Regions from separate parts of the Homo sapiens genome. Here region 2 is linked to region 1. The links are chromatin contacts, found by Hi-C or POLR2A ChIA-PET in ENCODE. All regions are on one chromosome and are shown on one strand. The core of a region is the stretch at or near the end of the contact, and the rest is flanking DNA. Distances in the headings are between cores, read along the strand shown. Region 1 has its middle 27 kb from the start of FAM222A. Region 2 overlaps FAM222A (family with sequence similarity 222 member A).

Region 1 (5,611 bases), core at 2,087-4,586:
GCCTGAACTACATTTGCTCATCAATTTTAACCATAGATTGGCTACTAATACCAGAATTTGGCAAAAATCCATGAAAGCATTTTATGAGAATCAATTGACTCTATGGAATCTACAATAAAAGGCTATTGGTATTTTACTATTGTTTTAAAATTGTGTGCTAGAGGACAGGCACCGTGGCTCACGTCTGTAATCCCAGCATTTTGGGAGGCTGAGGCAGGAGGATCATGTGAGGCCAAGAGTTCAAGCCAGCCTGGGCAACATAGTGAGACCCTGTCTCTACAAAAAAATAAAAATAAAAAATTGGTCAGGCATGGTGGCACATGCCTGTGGTCCCAGCTACTCAGGAGGCTGAAGTGGGAGGATCACTTGAGCCCAGGAGGTCGAGGCTGCAGTGAGCCATGATCGTACCACTGCACTCTAGCCTAGGCAAAAGAGGGAGGCCCTGTCTCAAAAAAAAAAAAAAAAGTGTGCTACACATCTGTCATATCAATAAAGTTTATAATAAACTTATGCACACATGCACACATATAATGCACACACCTTTTTCCCCCAGAGTGCTGAGACTAGACCACAGTCATTGGGCGGTTTGGATGGAGCAGAAGAAGCAGGGTACCTAAGGAGCTAAAACTGGAGATGAAGCTCAGAGTCTGAATGCCAGGCTCAGAGAGGGAGATAATTTGCTCTAAGACACACAGTCAGGAAGTGGCAGACCTGAGTTAATCAGAGGGTTGCTAAGCGGCTCTCCCTCTGTCCTGGGTCCTCTGCTTCCCCCTCTCTGCTAGGGCTCCAGCCCACCTGTCTTAGGGGCAAACTGGGGGTTGCTTGGGTATGGAAAGTTAGCCCAGCCCAGCACTGGAATCCCACAGCAGAGCCATTTGTCAGGTCTCTGAGTGCCAATTAGTAGGGCATGAGCCTGATTAGTCATTGTGGCATGGCAGATTTCAGGGGGTTAATCAGGCCCAAAGTGGTAGCAGGGAGTGGGAGGATGAGAGGAGAAGGAGAGAGGACAGAATGGGTGCTGAGTGGTGGTGGACCTGGGCAATCAGTCCTTATAGGTGACCATAGGGCTGGCCTGGGGAGGATGCTTCTGGGAGATGCCAGTCATGGGAGGGATTTTCTAGGGACCAGGAGGGCCTGCCCACCCTTTCCTGAAAAGATACCACTGGTTTGTAGATTACTACCATGGCTAGGAAAATGACCATAGGCCTGAGGTCTCTATGGTTCTCTACTAGGGGGCTCTGCCTCCCATGCCTGAGGGTCATGTGTTAGCGGGGGGTTGGGAGATGGGGGCCAGATGGGGTGGGAGGGGGCACTCTAGGAACAGCCGAGCAGAGTAAATGATGTCCCAATCCCTGCACCTCCTCCTTGGCCCTGGCTTATCTTGGAGAGTGTCAGGAACTGTCTTCTGCCTGCTGAGGCTGGGCTGGCTTCTCTGGGCAGGTAGGTCCCATGGGACTCCATCTTGAAAGTGTCATTGTAGAAGCTAGGCAGAGAGTCTCAGCTCATGCCAATGTGCACACCTTTTAAAAATGTGTTTCATGGCCGGGTGTGGTGGTTCATGTCTGTAATCCCAGCACTTTGGTAATCCCAGCACTTTGGAAGGTTAAAGCAGGAGGATCATCTGAGCTCAGTAGTTCGAGACCAGCTTGGGCAACATAGTGAGACCTCCATCTCTACAAAAAATTTTAAAAATTACCTGGGTGTGGTGGTGCATGCCTATAGTCCCATTTACTTAGAAGGATGAAGTGGGAGGATTGCTTGAGCCTGGGAGGTCAAAGCTGCAGTGAGCTATGATCACACCACAGCACTCCACAGCCTGGGCAACAGAGCGAGACCCTGTCTCAAAACAAAACAAACAAACAAACAAACAAACAAACCCAAAAAATGTGTTTCCACCAGAATTGCAGGGAGCCTTTCTGGGGGCTTTATTGAAATGATAAAAAATGGTGCTCACTCTGGGCTGACCCATTAGGAAAAAGCCCCATTCTGGGGACAATAATTTGTCCCCAGAAAAGAAAGGCAACTCTTTCTCTAGGCTGTTGAAGGCCCTTAGGACAAGCCTAGGCTAGTGGGCCTCGAGCCAAATTTCAGACGCATTTCACTCCCAATGCCACTCCCTCAACCAGATGTCCCTGGGCAGGGTACAACCTGAACAACGGTACCTTGCAGGCCTGTTCCCATCTTCAGGCCCCCACGGATTTCCTAGGCCCCCTGTGACACTATGGAAAGAGCACGGGCTCCGGAATCAACCAGCACTGGGCCCAAATCCCAGCACTGCCTCTAGCTCTGAGTGAGCCCTCCCACTCCCCTCTCTGGGCCTCAGTTTCCTCACCTTTAGAATGGGGATAATCATCCCAGGACTCAGGGCCAATTAAAGAAGATCACATGTGCAGACACTTGTAGCTCATTTTAAGTTCTCAATACACTATTTGGAGTTTGTTTTGAGACAGGGCCTCACTCTCACCCAGGCTGCAGTGCCGTGGTGCGGTCATAGCTCACTGCAGCCTCAAACTCCTGGGCTCAAGCAATCCTCCTGCCTCAGCCTCCTGAGAAGCTGGGACTACAGGCTCACACCACTGTGTCCAGCTAATTTTTTAATTTTGTGTAGAGACGAGGTCTTGCTTTGTTGTCCAGACTGGTCTTGAACTCTTGGCCCTAAGTGATCCTCCCACCTCAGCCTCCCAAAGCAGTGGGATTACGGGCGTGAACCACTGCGCCTGACCTCAATACACTTTTGGAGCTTTATTTCCTGGTACCAGCCCAGATCAAGGCTGCACCCTTCTAAGAACCAGGTCTGCCCATCCCCCTTGCTGTGGCAAAGGAGGAACCCAGCCAGGTTGGGGCCCGATGACGCTTGAGGCTGGCAGATGACCTGAGGACTGGGCCCGGAGTCTGGTGTTAGGGCGGCAAAGGACAGGAGGGTCAGAGCCACCCCTCAGGGCAGTGACAGCTGGCTTCTTGGGGTCCTGGGTCCCTTTGGGCACTTGATAGAAGCTATGGACTTTCTACCTAGAAAAATGCCTCTGTACACTTAATATTGCCTATTGTTTCATGGGTTCATGAGCACAGTAAAACCTAGCCATGGACCCCCAAGAAGCCCACTCTAGAAGCATCAGGCTCTGCTCTCCCACATGGGGTCCATCAGCACACTGGATTGTTCCAAGACAAGGAGAGAAAATGAAGGCAGAAAGGAGACTGGCAACTATAATACTAACCTGACTTCACATGCGTAAAGTTACCTCATCTAAGGCTCTCAGCAACCTCATGGAGCAGTGACTATTTCCGCATTCCAGATGAGGACATGGAGAACCAGAAAGGCTTGGAGACTTGTTCAAGGTCACACAGCTAACCAGCGACAGAGCCAGCACTTGAGCCTTGACGATCTGATCCAGGACTTGAGTCTTGACGATCTGATTTCAAAGCTCATTCTACTAGGTTTGGCTGAGGGCTTTTCCTGGTGGGCAGATGCCCTGGTTAGGCCTTTCCAGGGAGGAAGAAAGGAGTGAAAGACTTGGTTTCTCTGGTCCAATCCTGGATACTAGGAATGTTAACTGCCCTGTGTCCGTTGCCTCCCACACCCCCCTCTTGCTCCCAGGGCTGCTGGAGTCTTATCTGCTGCTGCTGCCGCCGCCCGAAGACACTCATCCTCCACCCTCCAGATGATCCAAGCTTGGTCCCTGGATCAAGTCAGATCAAATTATTCCTTCCCCAGGAGAACTGCTTACCCATTGTTTAAAAGCCACAAATTGTTTAAAAGCCACAAACTGATGGAGCCCTTGGTGGTTGCTGAGGGTTGACATGAGAAGGAACCACATGTAGAATGCAAAACAGCGATAAAGAAACTGAACCATGATGTTATTCAGGGTCATTCTATGTCACATGGAGGCTCCAATGGCCCAGGGGACATACCCCTCTCAGGATTCAGCATGGAGAAAAGTCTCTCTCTCTGGAAAACCTAGACTTTATTATACTTTCCTTAAACATTGATTTTGGAAGCCCGTGAGAACTAAGAAAACAAACCCATTTGCCTTTTTGCCACGGCTGCTAGGAAGCTCAGGACCAGGTTTAGACTTCAATTGCCATTATTGCCTTAACCTAGATTTTCTGATGTAATTTGTCTCTTTCTATACTGATAGGAAAAAACATTCTTTTTTTTTAATGTGGCTTTTAAACAATTTTAAGGGAATATGAGGACCTTGCAAGACTATGAAAAGCAGAGACAGGGCGGTCAGAGAATAGAGTCTTTTTTGTGCATATTCCCCATTCCCGCATCTAATAGTATAGGCCTTTTCCCTACCTCACTCCCTCTGATGTGAGAGCCTGGATACCTCTCTGCTCCCAACTCTCTTTATACTTAACTCTCTTGTATTTTATTTCTAATTTTAATGGCATAACTAGGCAGGGATTTTTAAAATGTCAACTACTTCAAATCATATTTTTGGAAGCAACACAGGTAGCTATATAAAACACTATAAACTGGGTGCGGTGGCTCATGCCTGTAATCCCAGAACTTTGGGAAGCCGAGGTGGGCAGATCACTTGAGGTCAGGAGTTTGAGACCAGCCTGGCCAACATGTTGAAACTAAATATACAAAATTACTCTACTAAAAATACAAAATTAGCCGGGCCTGGTAGTGCATGCCTGTAAATCCCAGCTACTCAGGAGGCTGAGGCACGAGAACTGCTTGAGCCTGGGAGGTGGAGGTTGCAGTGAGCTGAGATCGTGCAACTACACCCCAACCTGGGCAACAGAGAAAGACTCCGTCTCAAAAAAAAAAAAAAAGAGAGAAAGAAAGAAAGAAAGAAAGAAAGAAAGAAAGAAAGAAAGAAAGAAAGAAAAACAGAAAAAAAAGAAAAAACCTCTATAGATCTTTAAATGTATGCATACATACACACGTGCATGTGGTCTGAAGACCCCTTGGTGCTTTGTTTCCAGGGACTCTGTTCTATCTCAGCTGGGACCATTCTGCAGCCTGGTGCTGGATGAAAAGATATAGCAAGTCTTGTAATGTTGCCTCTCTCTTCTCCAGGTCACTGAAGATCTTTGTCATCTTCCCACTGACCTGGTGGGGCCCAGCAAAGGGATGAGAAGTGATGATAAGCCTAGAGACCTAGGGCCATTGTGGGGAATCCAGGGAGTAAAGAGACTTAGATCTCAGCGACAATTCCAGCTCCATCACTTTTTCCTGCTGGGGGACTTTGTCCAAGTTTCTTGACTTCTCTGGTCTTCAGTTTCTTCCTTTGAATAATGGGGAGAAATAATAATACCTACCACATAGACTGTTGTGAGGATGAAGGAGCATGCAAAGTGCCTGGCATGAGTTAGGGTATAATAAATGGTCACTATTTTCACTGCCTCTGTCAGCAGTGACCAATTATCTCGAGCCCTAACTCTGGAAACTTGTGGGTAACAGAAGTGGGGGATAGTCTTTCTACTAAAAAAGAAAAGTATCAAAACAAGAAGTCAGAGGCCAGGCACAGTGGCTCATGCCTGTAACCCCAGCACTTTGGGAGGCCGAGGCGGGCAGATCACCTGAGGTCAGGAGTTCGAGACCAGCCTGGCCAACATGGCAAAACCCCGTCTGTACTAAAAATATAAAAATGAGCCAGAC
Region 2 (5,611 bases), core at 2,132-4,631, 57 kb before region 1:
ATGAATATACTAAAAATCATTGAATTGTACACTCCAAATTGGTGAATGGTATATGAATTATATCTCAATAAGGCTAAAATTTTTAAACAACATAATAATTAAAACAGCACTGCACTGATACTTGAATGTATTTAGATCCACACCTCACACTTTGTACCCAATAAACTATAAGTCATATAGAGAGCATACTTTTTTTTTTGTTTTTTTTGAGACCAAGTCTCACTCTGTTGCCCAGGCTGGAGTGCAGTGGCGCTATCTTGGCTTACTGCAACCTCTGCCTCCTGGGTTCAAGCGATTCTCCTGCCTTAGCCTCCTGAGCAGCTGGGATTACAGGCATGTGCCACCATGCCTGGATAATTTTTGTATTTTTAGTAGAGTTGGGGTTTCACTATGTTGGCCAGGCTGGTCTCAAACTCCTGACCTCACGTGATCCACCTGCATTGGCCTCCCAAAGTGATAGGATTACAGGCATGAGCCACTGTGCCCGGTCTCATACATTTCTTAAAAACCATCAGAGATCTATAAGAAACCTGGGGGAATTAAAAAATAATAATCTCAGCCTGAGGAAGGACTTTCCAAGTATGATACAAAATCCAATGCCATAAAAGGAAATACTGATAAGTCTCACTTTCCAAACAAAATTCCTCCATGGCAGAATCAAAAACAAAAACCAACTTGGGGAAAATGTCTTCAATTCATAGCACAGACAGAGGTCTGATTCCATCATACACAAATAGCTCCTACAAATCAATAAGAACAAAAACCACCACCCAATTAAAAAAAAAAAAGGAGCCAAGGAGATAAGTAGATTAGTCAAAGGAAAAACAAATGGCACAGACACAAAAAGATACTCAACCTCATTCATATAAAACTAAGTTAAAACTACACTGTAGCCAGGTGCAGTGGCTCACACCTGTAATCCCAGCTGATCAGGAAGCAGAGGCAGGAGGATGGCATGAGGCCAGGAGTTTGAGACTAGCCTGGGCAACATAGCTAGACCTTGTATCCCTAAACAAAACAAAACAAAACCAAACCCACATTGTGATCCTATTGTCACTGCCCAGGTGAGCAAAACCTAAAAGTGTGATATGATGCTGTGATGGTGAGGGGTGGGGAACAGACTCTCTCACACCACAATGTGAGGTATCCACAGATACACCATCTAAAGATGTCCATCAGACCACAGCTATCAAAATGCCAAACACACATCCGTTTGACCCGGTATTTCCACTTCCAGAAATGTACCCTGCAGTTTTATCCACATCCTCGTGACACATCCAGGGTTTACCACTGCACTGCTTGTAACAGCAACAGGTCAGTTACAGTCTAAATAGAGGACTGGCCAAATAAATTATGGGCCACCCCTGCTAGAGAAAACTATGTGGCGAAAGAATGAGGAAGCTCTTTAGAAGCTGACATACAGAATAGATTACAAAGGGAAACAGTGAGATGCAGGATAGTGTGTAAAATATGCGTCTCCATACATATTTGCTGGGATGCACATAAAACATCTGGAAGGACACCCAGGAAGCTGACGACATGGACCCCCTCTGCGAGGGAAGCGGGTGGCTGGCCCAGAGGGAGGCTTTTGTCTATATACCCCTTCCTTCCTCCAAGTGTTGCATAACATGAATATGTTCCCTTGTCTAAAGATAAATATTTAAAAGAAAAAAAATATTTTCACATTGTAAGCATCATGCTAAATGGCAACGGATCCTGGGCTATAGCACAGAAGCAATAGGGAGGGGTGGGGACCGCGGTGACCTGGAGACAGACATCCCTTTAAAAGAGGCAGTCATTCAGCTCTAACCATAGCTGCAATACAGGCACACAGGCCTATGTTACCAGAGCCTCTGTTTTTGTTTTTTTCAAGAGATAGTAGAAATCCATATTTTAATGCAAATCTCCGTTTCTAAGTACTTCATTAAAAAAGAAATTATGATAGCTAAAAATAACCAAATCAGAGCGTTTCAGATCCTGGTCCTAGATAGTGAGAACAGACCCCTGGTCACCAGGTCTAGGTCCCAGTGAAAAAGCAAGGCCAGAGAGGGAAGGAAACACCCAAGACCACACAGCTCATGGGCCTCAAGCGGGGACCCCATTCTGTCTATTTTTTGCTTCCACGTCATCCTACTTTAATGGTGGTAAGGGAGACACACATGGCTAGATAATGGTGGTGAAGTTGCAGAGGCGGGGTTGGGGCATGGCGATGGTGGTGGTCAGAAGAGGCTGCTGGGAAGGAGGTCAAGCCAGAGTTGAGAGTCTTGCTCCACAGGAGCTGGCCAAAGGAGTGGGTGTCATTTTGGGGATGGAGACCAGGAAGGCAGCACAGCCGGGGCCAAGGCCTGGGGGCCTAAGAGAGCATAGAGACTTTCCGACAGGGCCATGGTAGGTGGACATCCTGGGGGGTGAATGGCGTTCTCTGCCCACGACCTGCCCTGCAAAGGCTGGGGAGGCGTCCTACTCACACTTGCGCAGCTCCAGGCTCTTGCTCGGGCAGGCCAGGTGTTGGCCCGGGGCGTTCTGGGTCCTCTGCAGACAGGCCAGCATGGCTGAGCTGGGGGTCCCCAGTGGGGTGCGCTCTGCGACTGGGTCCCTGCAGGAGGAAGATGGGGTGCTCTGTCACTTGGGGGCTGCTCCGTGTTCGCCTCCCACCATTCCCCCCGGGAGTCTCCCTGCAACCCCGAAGAACATCAGAGACTCTCAAAGCAGACACCCATTTCCCTTATTCGACCAATGAGGGGACCAAGGCCTGAGGCATCAAGAGGCCCATCTGTGGCCTCATGGGAAGGGACAGAATCCAGGGCTCTTGAGTGGGGGCTGGACTGATGGATCACACATGCCCCGGCCCTGCTCGGCATCTGGGTCATCTGCTCTGGGGCCTGCCCTGATGCCCCCAACTGGGTGAGATCCTCACTCCCTCCGTGCCCCGCAGCAGGCTGTGCTTCCGGCCGGTGGTGGCCCCCTGTAAGCAAGTCAGCCTGAAGACCCCACTTGGTCATCTTGGGCATCTACACAGAGGGGTGCTCGGGAAATGCCAGTGGGTACATGGGTGTCCCAGGTTACTGAAGTACTGGTCTGTCTCCCGCCCAGGGCATCCTCATAGCCCCCCTGGAGGGGAGATGTCAGGATGGCTTTCCTGAGAGAACAAGGGGCTCTTGAACCTTGATCCATGCTGCACCCTGAGCCCAGCCCCAATGGGCCATCAAGGCTGCCCTGACCCGAGATCCCTGTCGCTGCCTGAGCTCCTTACCCTGAATGGGAAGGGCAGAGATCTGTGCCCCGCAGGGCAGCAGCTCAGATGTGGCTGCACACAGGCCCGTGTGGTACCTTCCCCAACGGCCAGAGCCTGACATTCACACAGACACTTGCCTTCAGCTTCCCCAAACCCACTCTCCTGCAGAGAACGTTTCAGGAGGCCCAGGCACATTCCTGAGAGCCCAAAGCCCCTGACTGGCAGGGTCAGAGTGGGCCTGCCTGTGAGGCCCCAATGGGAGGGTGGCGGTGGGAGCTTACCTAGAGGTCCCTTCCTCCCTTCTTGCTAAGGAGAAGGCAGGTCTCAGGGTGAGCTCAACCCCGGACACCCCTGATGTCCATCTTCCCGGGCACCCTGTCCCCACCACTTCCTGACCTCCCACAGTCCTGAGCAGCCAAGCTGGATCACCTCAATCTTCATGTTGGTTTTAAAAAAGAAGAAGAAAGCAGAGGGGGTGTTGAAGGGGAAGAAAGGGAAGTTATTTAATACTAAACAGGTGTCTGGAGTCCTAAATTCTGCCGCTTTCTTCTAATAATGAAGTATTCATGAGGAAAAGCCTTTTTTCACTACTTTCTTAAGATACTAATTTCACAACAAGCTCCTTGTTACGGCGCAATTATTCCAATCTTGTATTTCCCGGAGACGGTTGCAGCCTCCCGTCTGTCCTGGCCTCTCGGTAAATGAAAGACAATCGCGTAACCACCTTTCATTATGCCCTATTTTACTTTCAGCAAAGGTACCCTGAAAGAAATGATTTCCTCTGAAAGGGACTTTTATTCAGTTTCAAAACCAATTTTCTCCTATTACTGTCTCAAGAAAAAAAAAAAAAGAGCGAGAGAGAGAGAGAGTGGAGGATGGAGGGGAGGGGAGGTGATTCTCACCGCCCCCTCCCCAATCGCCAGCCTTAACACAGAGACGCAATAAAAGCTGCAGTATCCACTTCCCGGCTTTGATTTCTGGTAATTTTAAAATAGGCCATTACAATCAGGCAGAAATTATACAGTTTAAAAAGGGAATGAAGTGGGGCTTATTGCAGGGATGAAAGTCCTTGACTGCAGGAAGGCAGTGCTGCTCCTCTCCTCGGGGACTTGGAATGTGAGCAGGTGGCGGGAGCAGGCCTGACTCGGGCCTGCCATCACCACAGCCTTGGACACCAGCCCTGGAGGACACGCCGTGCATGTGCACAGGGAGGGCTGGGTGTGCACACACACCCTGGTACACACTCACCTATGTACATATGTGTTTGCTGCATGGCATGTTCCTCTGCACTTACAGGCACCCTCTTACGCACAGTCGGATGGTCTATGGAGACTCACAATCATGTGCAATCTGGAAGGTAAGAGGCCTGTGGCAACCTCCCTCACCCTGCCCCAGCCTCTTTCTGTGGCCCCTGCTCCAGGGCAGAGTCCATCTCTAGCCGCTCTGACATAGGGGTTGGGGGAAAGGAGGGAGATCCGGAGAAAGCCAGTCCAAGACCTCTCCCTCCACAAATGGGAAACCCAAGCCACAGGGAGCAGTGGCCTGCCAGGCAGGGAGTGGCTGGGTGCACTTACCCCCTCACCACTGAGCTTGGCTGCACCCAGGCCAGTAAGGAGGGAGGTCAGAGGCTGGTGCCCTGTGGAAACCTGGGCTGGAAGGCTGGAACCTCCTTGCCTCCCAGCACACCCTGTGTGACCCCGGCTGGGTTAATGACCCTCTCTGGCCTGTAACAGTGGCTCCATGATCCCTGTGGGTACCTCCAGGTCACTTTCTTCCAGAGTCCTGGCCATGCCCGGCCCTATCTCCAGCCTTTTACTGGGGTCCAGAAGTCCAGCCCTTCTCTAGGTGCCCTAATGTCCCTTGGGCCATACATCCCACATGCTTTGCAGTTGAAAAAGGGTGGGCTGGGGGCTGCAATTGTTGGGGAAGGGGCAGGTCGCCTATTCTGGAGCCTCCTGGGACCCCATCAGCTCCCTTCCCAGCAGGGCTCTAGTTGTCAGCGTGCTCTTATGGTGGATGCCAGGCAGTTCTGGGAGCTGGGAGGGGTTTTCAGGGTGTGATGGTGTCCAAGTGTAGGCCTCAGCTTTGGCTCAGCTTTGCCAGGGCAGCTGCCTACATCCTCCCATTCCTTGCTTCTGGAGGGCTACAGGCAGCCTGAGAGATGCTCTTCACTTAAAGAGGAGGGACTTTTTTCTCTCTGCAACCCCAGTTCTCCCAACTCACTGCCCATTCTCCCAGGAACCCTGTGTCCTGCCACTGGGGGCACATGGCAGGGTGGTGGGGTGTCCTAGGAGGGAAGTGGGGAGGGGACCACCACCTCCAACTCCTGCATCATCCCCATCATCTGCAACCAAGACGGTCAAATCCCCCTCCTTG

Evidence for each region. Hi-C counts contacts between places; a loop is a spot of excess contacts on that map. ChIA-PET counts read pairs that join two places held with the same protein, here RNA polymerase II (POLR2A).
Region 2: a loop to region 1 is called in a map of CD4-positive, alpha-beta T cell, with 2.5 times the contacts of the local background. The contact joins two enhancer-like sites. A Hi-C loop is called at or near these places in 1 of 168 maps with a recorded cell type or tissue (CD4-positive, alpha-beta T cell). POLR2A ChIA-PET finds 5 or more read pairs at or near these places in 2 of 52 experiments (PC-3 and WTC11).

The regions. Positions count from the first base shown.
Region 1 is chr12:109,683,941-109,689,551 of GRCh38, reverse strand. No RefSeq gene overlaps it. Among named protein-coding and RNA genes, the nearest start is that of FAM222A, 27 kb to the left of the region's middle. Within about 2 kb of position 3,336, at least 2 of the 41 ENCODE cell types and tissues checked have a DNase peak (open chromatin) inside an H3K27ac peak, as active enhancers do.
Region 2 is chr12:109,741,086-109,746,696 of GRCh38, reverse strand. It overlaps FAM222A (family with sequence similarity 222 member A), which reads right to left. Exons shown (of 3, transcript NM_032829.3): 2 at 2,469-2,596. The coding sequence starts at 2,550. The region is part of intron 1 of FAM222A-AS1 (FAM222A antisense RNA 1); the gene reads left to right. Among named protein-coding and RNA genes, the nearest start is that of FAM222A-AS1, 30 kb to the left of the region's middle. Within about 2 kb of position 3,381, at least 2 of the 41 ENCODE cell types and tissues checked have a DNase peak (open chromatin) inside an H3K27ac peak, as active enhancers do.